Linked DNA regions of Homo sapiens: all the other regions are linked to region 3. Evidence: read pairs that join two places in POLR2A ChIA-PET (ENCODE). Cell type or tissue: A673. All regions are shown on one strand. Region 1 has its middle 22 kb from the start of INA. Region 2 overlaps LOC105378457 (a long non-coding RNA gene). Region 3 overlaps NT5C2 (5'-nucleotidase, cytosolic II).

What was found. ChIA-PET counts read pairs that join two places held together with the same protein. Peaks named below come from ENCODE experiments on the same cell type or tissue, not always from the same donor. Only the 100,000 strongest peaks of a DNase experiment are listed, where the experiment ranks them.
Region 1: POLR2A ChIA-PET joins it to region 3 with 11 read pairs; 5 of 35 experiments call an interaction of 5 or more read pairs at or near these places.
Region 2: POLR2A ChIA-PET joins it to region 3 with 18 read pairs; 2 of 35 experiments call an interaction of 5 or more read pairs at or near these places.

What each region holds. Positions count from the first base shown.
Region 1 is chr10:103,297,806-103,300,305 of GRCh38, forward strand. No RefSeq gene overlaps it. Among named protein-coding and RNA genes, the nearest start is that of INA, 22 kb to the left of the region's middle. In A673, no CTCF peak of the experiment used is centred here; no DNase peak of the experiment used is centred here.
Region 2 is chr10:101,767,518-101,770,017 of GRCh38, forward strand. The region is part of intron 1 of LOC105378457 (a long non-coding RNA gene); the gene reads left to right. Among named protein-coding and RNA genes, the nearest start is that of FGF8, 7.3 kb to the right of the region's middle. RefSeq lists enhancers at 1-152, 1-1,119. In A673, no CTCF peak of the experiment used is centred here; no DNase peak of the experiment used is centred here.
Region 3 is chr10:103,153,169-103,155,668 of GRCh38, forward strand. The region is part of intron 3 of NT5C2 (5'-nucleotidase, cytosolic II); the gene reads right to left. Among named protein-coding and RNA genes, the nearest start is that of NT5C2, 39 kb to the right of the region's middle. In A673, no CTCF peak of the experiment used is centred here; DNase peaks (open chromatin) are centred at 243, 473 and 1,443; H3K4me3 peaks cover 1,124 bases; H3K27ac peaks cover 2,493 bases.

The DNA.
Region 1 (2,500 bases), 140 kb after region 3:
GTCTCACTCTGTCACCCAGGCTGGAGTGCAGTGGTGCAATCTCAGCTCACTGAAACCTCCGCCTCCCGGGTTCAAGCAATTCTCCTGCCTCAGCCTCCTGAGTAGCTGGGATTACAGGCACACGCCACCACGCCCGGCTAACTTTTGTATTTTTAGTAGAGATGGGGTTTTGTCATATTGGCCAGGCTGGTCTCAAACTCCTGACCTTGTGATCCGCCCACCTCGGCCACCCAAAGTGCTGGGATTACAGGCATGAGCCACTGCACCCAGCTGCGAGTTTTAAAGAAAAGAAAAAACAGAATAAAAATTTTAACAGTGAGTTACAAATACATCTGATGAGTAAATATCTCCTGGTGAAATTATAAGAACACTTATCTAAGAGTGGATAATAGGGTACACACTTTGGACAAGCTGAATTGGACAAATACATGGGTCCAAGGTGTTACTTTCAGGAATCCTAAACCAAGTCTCTGTAGGAGAGGGGATAGAGTATGTCCAGGTCGGTGTTAGCTTGGAGTCCAAAGGAAGAACTGTTGAAACTAGGTAAGAATGCATCTGACTGAAGCAGCAGAGAAAGGCAGTGCAGAGGAAGGAGAGTGACGCCCAAGGTCAGCGGGAATGGCTGAGATCTATATTACAGAGAAAACGGGATGGCATTAAAGGAGAAACGAGAAAACTGCTAAGCACTCATTCTGCCAAATTAAAACTACCACGAATGGCCAGGCACAGTGGCTCATGCCTGTAATCCCAGCATTTTGGGAGGCCAAGGAGGGCAGATCACCTGAGGTCAGGAGTTTGAGAGCAGCCTGGCCAACATAGTGAAACCCCGTTTCTACTAAAAATACAAAAATTAGCCGGGTGTGGTGGTGAGTGCCTGTAGTCCCAGCTACTCGGGAGGCTGAGGCAGGAGAATTCCTTGAACCTGGGAGGCAGAGGCTGCAGCCGGCTGAGATTGTGCCACTGCACTTTAGCCTGGGTGACAGAATGAGACTCTGTTTCAAAAAAAAAAAAAAAAATTAAAAAAAAAAATAAAACTACCATGAACTATTCCTCTGGGCATCTTTGCTTAATATTACCTCAGATAGGGATTAGGCAAAAACAAAAGGACCTGCAAATTGTCCCAATCAAACAAATCTTTCTTTAGCCATTGAAGTTAGGCTCTAGAATCTGTACTTCATATGCTCTATTGCAAACTTTTGTGCAGATTTGGGTATCTAGTTTTGTTTCTGTTTCTGTTCCTAGTAAAAACTCCTTTTGAAAAAACTTTCAACCAGGCGCAGTGGCTCATGCCTGTAATTTCAGCACTTTAGGAGGCTGAGGCAGGAGAATTGCTTGAACCTAGGCGGCAGAGGTTGCAGTGAGCTGAGATCGAGCCACTGCACTCCAGCTTGGGAGACAGAGTGAGACTCTGTGTCAAAAAAAAATTAATAAAATAAAAAACCTTCATCTCAGCTAAACTAAATGCATGGTGCTGGTGGTGACAATAAGACTAACACATGTATCCGGGCCTTGTGCACCTTCAGCAGAGATAAAGTGAGAACAGGTAAGTGGGGGAATCAGAGTGAATCAAGACTGGGCATTTGAGCCTGACATGGTGGCTCATGACTGTAACCCCAGCACTTTGGGATGCTGAGGTGGACAGAAACCCCAACTCCACTAAAAATACAAAAATTAGCCAGGCATGGTGGCAGGCACCTGTAGTCCCAGTTACTCAGGAGGCTGAGGTGGGGGAGGATTCCTTGAGCGGGGAAGATGGAGCCTGCAGTGAGCTGAGATCATGCCACGGCACTCCAGCCTGGGAAACAGAGGGAGACCTTATCTCAAAAAAAAAAAAAAAAAAAAAAAAAAAGCTGGGTGTGGTGGCTCATGCCTGTAATCCCAGCACTTTGGGAGGCTGAGGCAGGCGGATCATGAGGGTCAGGAGTTCGAGACCAACAACAACAACAACAACAACAAAAGACTGGGCGTTTTTTTTTTTTTTTTTTTTTTTAAGGAGACAGAGTCTCACTTTGTCACCCAGGCTGGAGTGTGCAGTGCAGTGGCATGATTGTAGCTCACTGCAGCCTTGACCTCCTGGGCTCAAGCAATCTCCTTGCTTCAGCCTCCCAAGTAGCTGGGATCAGAGGAGCACACAACCACGACTAGCTAATTTTTTTTTTTTTTAAACGGAGTCTTGCTCTGTCGCCCAGGCTGGAGTGCAGTGGCGTGATCTCCGCTCACTGCAAGCTCCGCCTCCCTGGTTCACGCCATTCTCCTGCCTCAGCCTCCTGAGTAGCTGGGACTACAGGCGCCTGCCACTATGCCCGGCTAATTTTTTGTATTTTTAGTAGAGATGGGGTTTCACCGTGTTAGCCAGGATGGTCTTGATCTCCTGACCTCGTGATCCGCCCACCTTGGCCTCCCAAAGTGCTGGGATTACAGGAGTGAGCCACCTCGCCCGGCACAACTAGCTAATTTTTATTTTTATTTTTTGAGACAGGATCTGCCTCTGTAACCCGGG
Region 2 (2,500 bases), 1.4 Mb before region 3:
CTCAGCCCGCCCCTAGGCCCTCGCAGCCAGCACCAACTCTGGGACGGAGTGGCAGGGGGCCTTTTGGCTGAGAGAAGCCCAGTCCTCCTCCATTTTCTGGGCCTTGCAACAGCTCCCTGCTTGTTTTCCCCGAAATAAATGGGCTGAGCATATTGGGCCGGCAATAACCCCTTGAAATCAGTTGTTATCACAGTTAACAACCAGTTTGGCTTCAGTTCAGGCTGTTAACTATCAAACCACTAAGTGCCGGTAATGATTGATTCTTGGCCAGTTGCAGCTTGAGTGGGCTGTAAAACCCCGTTAGTGAGGGCTCTGTGGAGGCAGCGGCTCAAAGATAAACAAGTTGATGGGTGCTCTAGCCTGGCCTAGCCCCAGTGCTCTGGGCGCAGCTCCCATGGGTCCCTGGCCTGGGGTCCTACTGGGAGTCAACCTCTTCCCAAAGCTGCAGGCAACCTCAAGGACCAGGTCCCACCCTTCTGTCCCCCTCCACCTCACCTTTCCCTATTCAGGTGTCTCTTTCTAGAAGGCAGGTCTGGCTCTCTGGAGAGCTCCCTTCTTCTTCCAAGATGTAAACATGGCACAATCCCATTGCCACCACCCTGGAGGACTCAGGCCTCCCCAACCTGGGGGCATGAGGATTAGCTTTAGCCAGTGACCAGCCTCGGCCCAGCCTGGCCCCACGTTGTGGCCAGGATCACAGGCAGAGAGCCTGACATTCCACCCCCTGCCCCAGACTCCCTCCTACTCAGTGCCTTCCCCCAGGAATTGCTCTCAAACAAATGAAATGTGGGTAATTACTGGGCTAGGGGCTGGACAGGAGACCGTGCAGATGAAAGCGTTTCCTGGACGGTCCCTTCATTTGCATGGCATCAGAAGCTGCTCAGAAGGTGTGACTTTTCCCACAGTGAGACCCCAGCTCCTTGCACAATAAAGCCAGGCTGCTTACCCAGAATTAATTAAAGGGGGAAGGGAGCAGAGGAGGAGGCGCTAAGAGCTGGGGGAACTGGAAGAGAGACATCTAGGGCCCCTTCGCTACATCCAGTGTCTACGCACCAGCAGAAACCCACTCTCTCCAGAGCCCCTCACCGCCTGTGGCAGGCCACGAGAGGTGGCTGGACAGGCCAGCCTTTACTGCCGGGCTTCCCACTAAGCCTCGAAATTCCTGATCTGCCGGGGTGGGCTAAACCTGGGACTTGGGCCTGAAACTGTGGGAGGAAGCCTTGGGTTGCTCCCTACCCCAGGAGATGCCAATGGACAGAGTCCTAGAGGAGCGAGGTTTCTAGACTGGCTCAGTAGCTGGGCTGTGGGACCAGCCCAGGGCATCCACAAGGAAGGAAGCAGGAGCAGCCCTAATGGGAGGCCTCAGCGATGAAGCCTGGGCCAGCTCTGCACTCAGGAAACTGCCGTGGGGCCTGGGCTCTCCCTCGGTGTGGCAGGACACCAGTCTCACCAGTCCACACGCAAACACACACCTGCACCCTTGCCCATTCCCTTCTCTGCCCACACCATGACCTGCTCCACCACTCCCACAGCAGCCCTCCCTCCCTCCACATACGGCCTCCTGCTTCTCCCCAAGGCTATGACTGCCTTTAGTTCTGCGCTAGGCCTATGAGCTTCCCTTCTGGTGCCATCCGGTGCCCAGCTCCTCTCCCGCCAGGCCCATCCTCCGAGGTGGGCAGCCTCTTCCTGGAAGACAGTTCCCCAGGCTCCTCACCGCACCTCAGCTCAGTGCTTTCTGCCCACAGCTATCTCACCATATCACCCAAGGTTAACACTTGTCCCACATCACCATTGTCAACACCAGTCTTGGTGGTCCCCCTCCAATATGCCCCCACCTTGGACCCTGGCAGCTGCTCTTTTCTTTCATTTTCTGGAGCCTGAGTCTCAGAAAGAGCAAGTTCTGGAATCTCCAACCTGTCTCCCACATGGACCTAGGCACTCAGAGAAGCACTTTTTAAGAGGATTAAATCCATGATTACAGCTCTAGCCCTAGCACATCCATTATTTCTGGCCCTGAGGTGGCCTGGGGAAGTGTTAGCAATGACCTCTGTAAAGTGCTAGGAGGTACACATCTGAGAGCTCCAAGGACTAGCTAAGAGCCTCTTCTTGCCCCTTTCCCTGCTTCTGTCCTTGCAGGAAAACCCCTCAAGTGACAGTGATGGGGATGGTTGACAGGCAGGTGTCTTTAGGCTGGAGGGAGGCTGTGGTCAGAGCTGGCACCTGGTCATCTGCGTCTCCCAGCCGCCCACCAGCTGGGGCAAGGTTGGAGGGAGGGGCTGACCCCGGCAGGACTCACTCTCCAGCACACATTTTTAATATGCAAGTTAAATAAATATTTCAATCATTTAATAGCCACCAGTCTGATACCCACTTCTAAGAGGACTGCCCTATGTCACAGTCCTTTCCTCCCTGCCCCACCTGGGGGTGCAGTGGAGTCCCTGGCTGCCCAGCCAACTGGCCCTGGAGGTACTGGGGCCTCAGCAGCACAGGCTAGAGAAAG
Region 3 (2,500 bases):
TTCAATCTCTGCCTCTACCTCCACTCTCGGACTGGTAGCACTGCTTATTAATCTTTTAATTCATGCAGATGATACCTCTTCACTGAGAAAAATGAAAGAGAAAGAATAATAAAATCACTTACCCTTCCTTAGACATTCTCAAAGATCTACTTCCTCTGGATGAGAATACAGGATCAACAAACAAGCTTCACTGATCTCTTGAGAACTGTAGCTCATTTGTTAAAGCACAGAGAACTCAGGCCCTGAGAGGCCCAACAAATTTGGGCACAATGCCGAACCCTAACTAGGCAATATCTCAGTGACCAATATCCTCAGCTTTAAATACTTGAAAACTTAAGAATAATTTTTTTAAAAATTTCAAGACTAGGAAAAATAACTAATGGCCTGAACTGTTTAAGGCTGGCCAGTTAAGGAAGGAGACAATCCAAATGGCAAGTTCCTGTAAGAGACAGGAATCGTTACTGGCAAACACAGAAAAAGCAAATTTACCCCCTAATGAGGCCCTCCAACAGTACGCAAACAATGTGAGTTTCACAGAATCAAGCAGCCCTGGTCGGTCAAAATCATTTTTAGTTTACTCTGGGAGCAAAAAACACAGGATAAATAATTTTATGTTTTAATTATTAGTGTAGTTATTTCCTCCCTCAGAAAATAAACAATGTGAATTACAAGAGAAGGAAGTATGTGCAGATCATATTACAGGAGGAACCTAAAGTATTTCCACAGCGAGGTATTTTTTTTTCTGACTTCATTAACTGCTTTTAAACAAAACATCTGCGTTCACAAATATTTCACTTAATCGCCTGAAAATTTCAGCTCATGTGAAAAGATATTTACAGATCTTTGGCATATGGGGGATAAATCCAGAACATTCTAAAGGTTAATTCCAAATCTCAGAGCAAACTGAGCTTTGAAAAAAAAGAATCTGTAACATTCCTGCCTCCCGACCAATATAATGCATAGGGATTATGCAACAGGGGAAGAAATAAATAAGTCTGCTAAAGTCTAAGAACATTGAGATGGCAAATCCTCCTCACGGTGATTCAAATTAAAAATAAAATACATATACCTTAAAGAACTACTACTTGAATTAAGGCTTAAAATTTTTAAAAGCTTTATCCCTTTAAATATTACCTAAATATCTTACCATAAAGGTTTCTTTTTGTTATTAAAATGTTTAAATAGTTACTAAGTAATTAAAAGCACTACTAAATACTATAAATTCAAAATAAAATTAAGGGATAAAAGACTTTAAGGTAGAAAAAATAAAAAAGAAAAAACAAAAGAAAATTATTTTCAGTTTATTTAGAAAAGCAGTATGGTGTAATGGAAAGAGAATGGGCACTAGAAGAACTAAGGCTTAAATTCCAGCTCCTCCACTTTCTGGCTTTGGAACTTTGAATAAGTTACTTAACCTAAGCCTGAGCGTTTTAATCTATAAAAGGGAAGATAACATCTGGTAGGGATGTTGTCTGTCACATGTAAGCGCTCCAAGAACTATTACTGAGGGTAGGGGAACAGGAAAAGCAACTGGATTATCAGGCATTGCCTCATTAATATATCTCATGGGAAATACTTTTTTAAAAAATCTAAATCTCAAGTTTTACACAAATATGAAGGATTTCCATTGACTATCCTCAAAGCAAATTCCATAACTACAAGAATACAAATTGAATATGGAAAAATGATCTAATCCTTAAGGGTGCCAACTTCCCATGGATTCCCTAGATTTTCAGCTTGTGGTATCACAGCTCAGTGCAGTGGAAATAAATGTAATTACTATTTTAAGACTTTACTATTGGCAAAGAGAAAGGAAAACAAAAATTATCACTTGAACTGAGGGTACACACTTACAGAAGCTTCCTGTGCAAAAGGTAAGGCATTGTCTAAAGATGATTAGCTCTTTCAAACTCCATGCATACATTAAACAAATATTTACTGAATGTCTGTGTGCCAGATACCAGTGATACAAAGATAAACTTGGAAGTCCTTGATTTTAAGAAGCTAGTGAGAAGGTCCATTCAAAAGTAGCTATGAAGTAGTGTGTTAATAGTAGTATTAGAGATACGCACAACAGAGAGGGACATATAGATCCTCTTGGCTGAGTCTTAGAGATAGGATGAGATACTGTTTTTTAAAAACTGACACTGTGCTAAGCTCTTTATTTATTACCTCATCTAATCTTTGCAATAACTCTATGAGGTAAAGTTATTCCAGTTTAAAAGATTACAAAATTAAAATTTACAAAACTTAAATGCTGGGATTCTAAAGAAATGGAACAATCCAAAATGCCAACCCTAGCCCCAAGCTCTTAATCACCAGGCTAAAAGTATTAGCAGCAGGCTAAGAGGAAAAGAAGAGGTCTCCAACAGAAGAGGAACCATGAACAAAAAGCAAAATGACATAAACATCATGATGTGTGAATAAAAACAAAGCTATGAGCCCGGGAGGTCAAGGCTGCAGTGAGCCATGATCACACCACTGCACTCCAGCCTAGGTG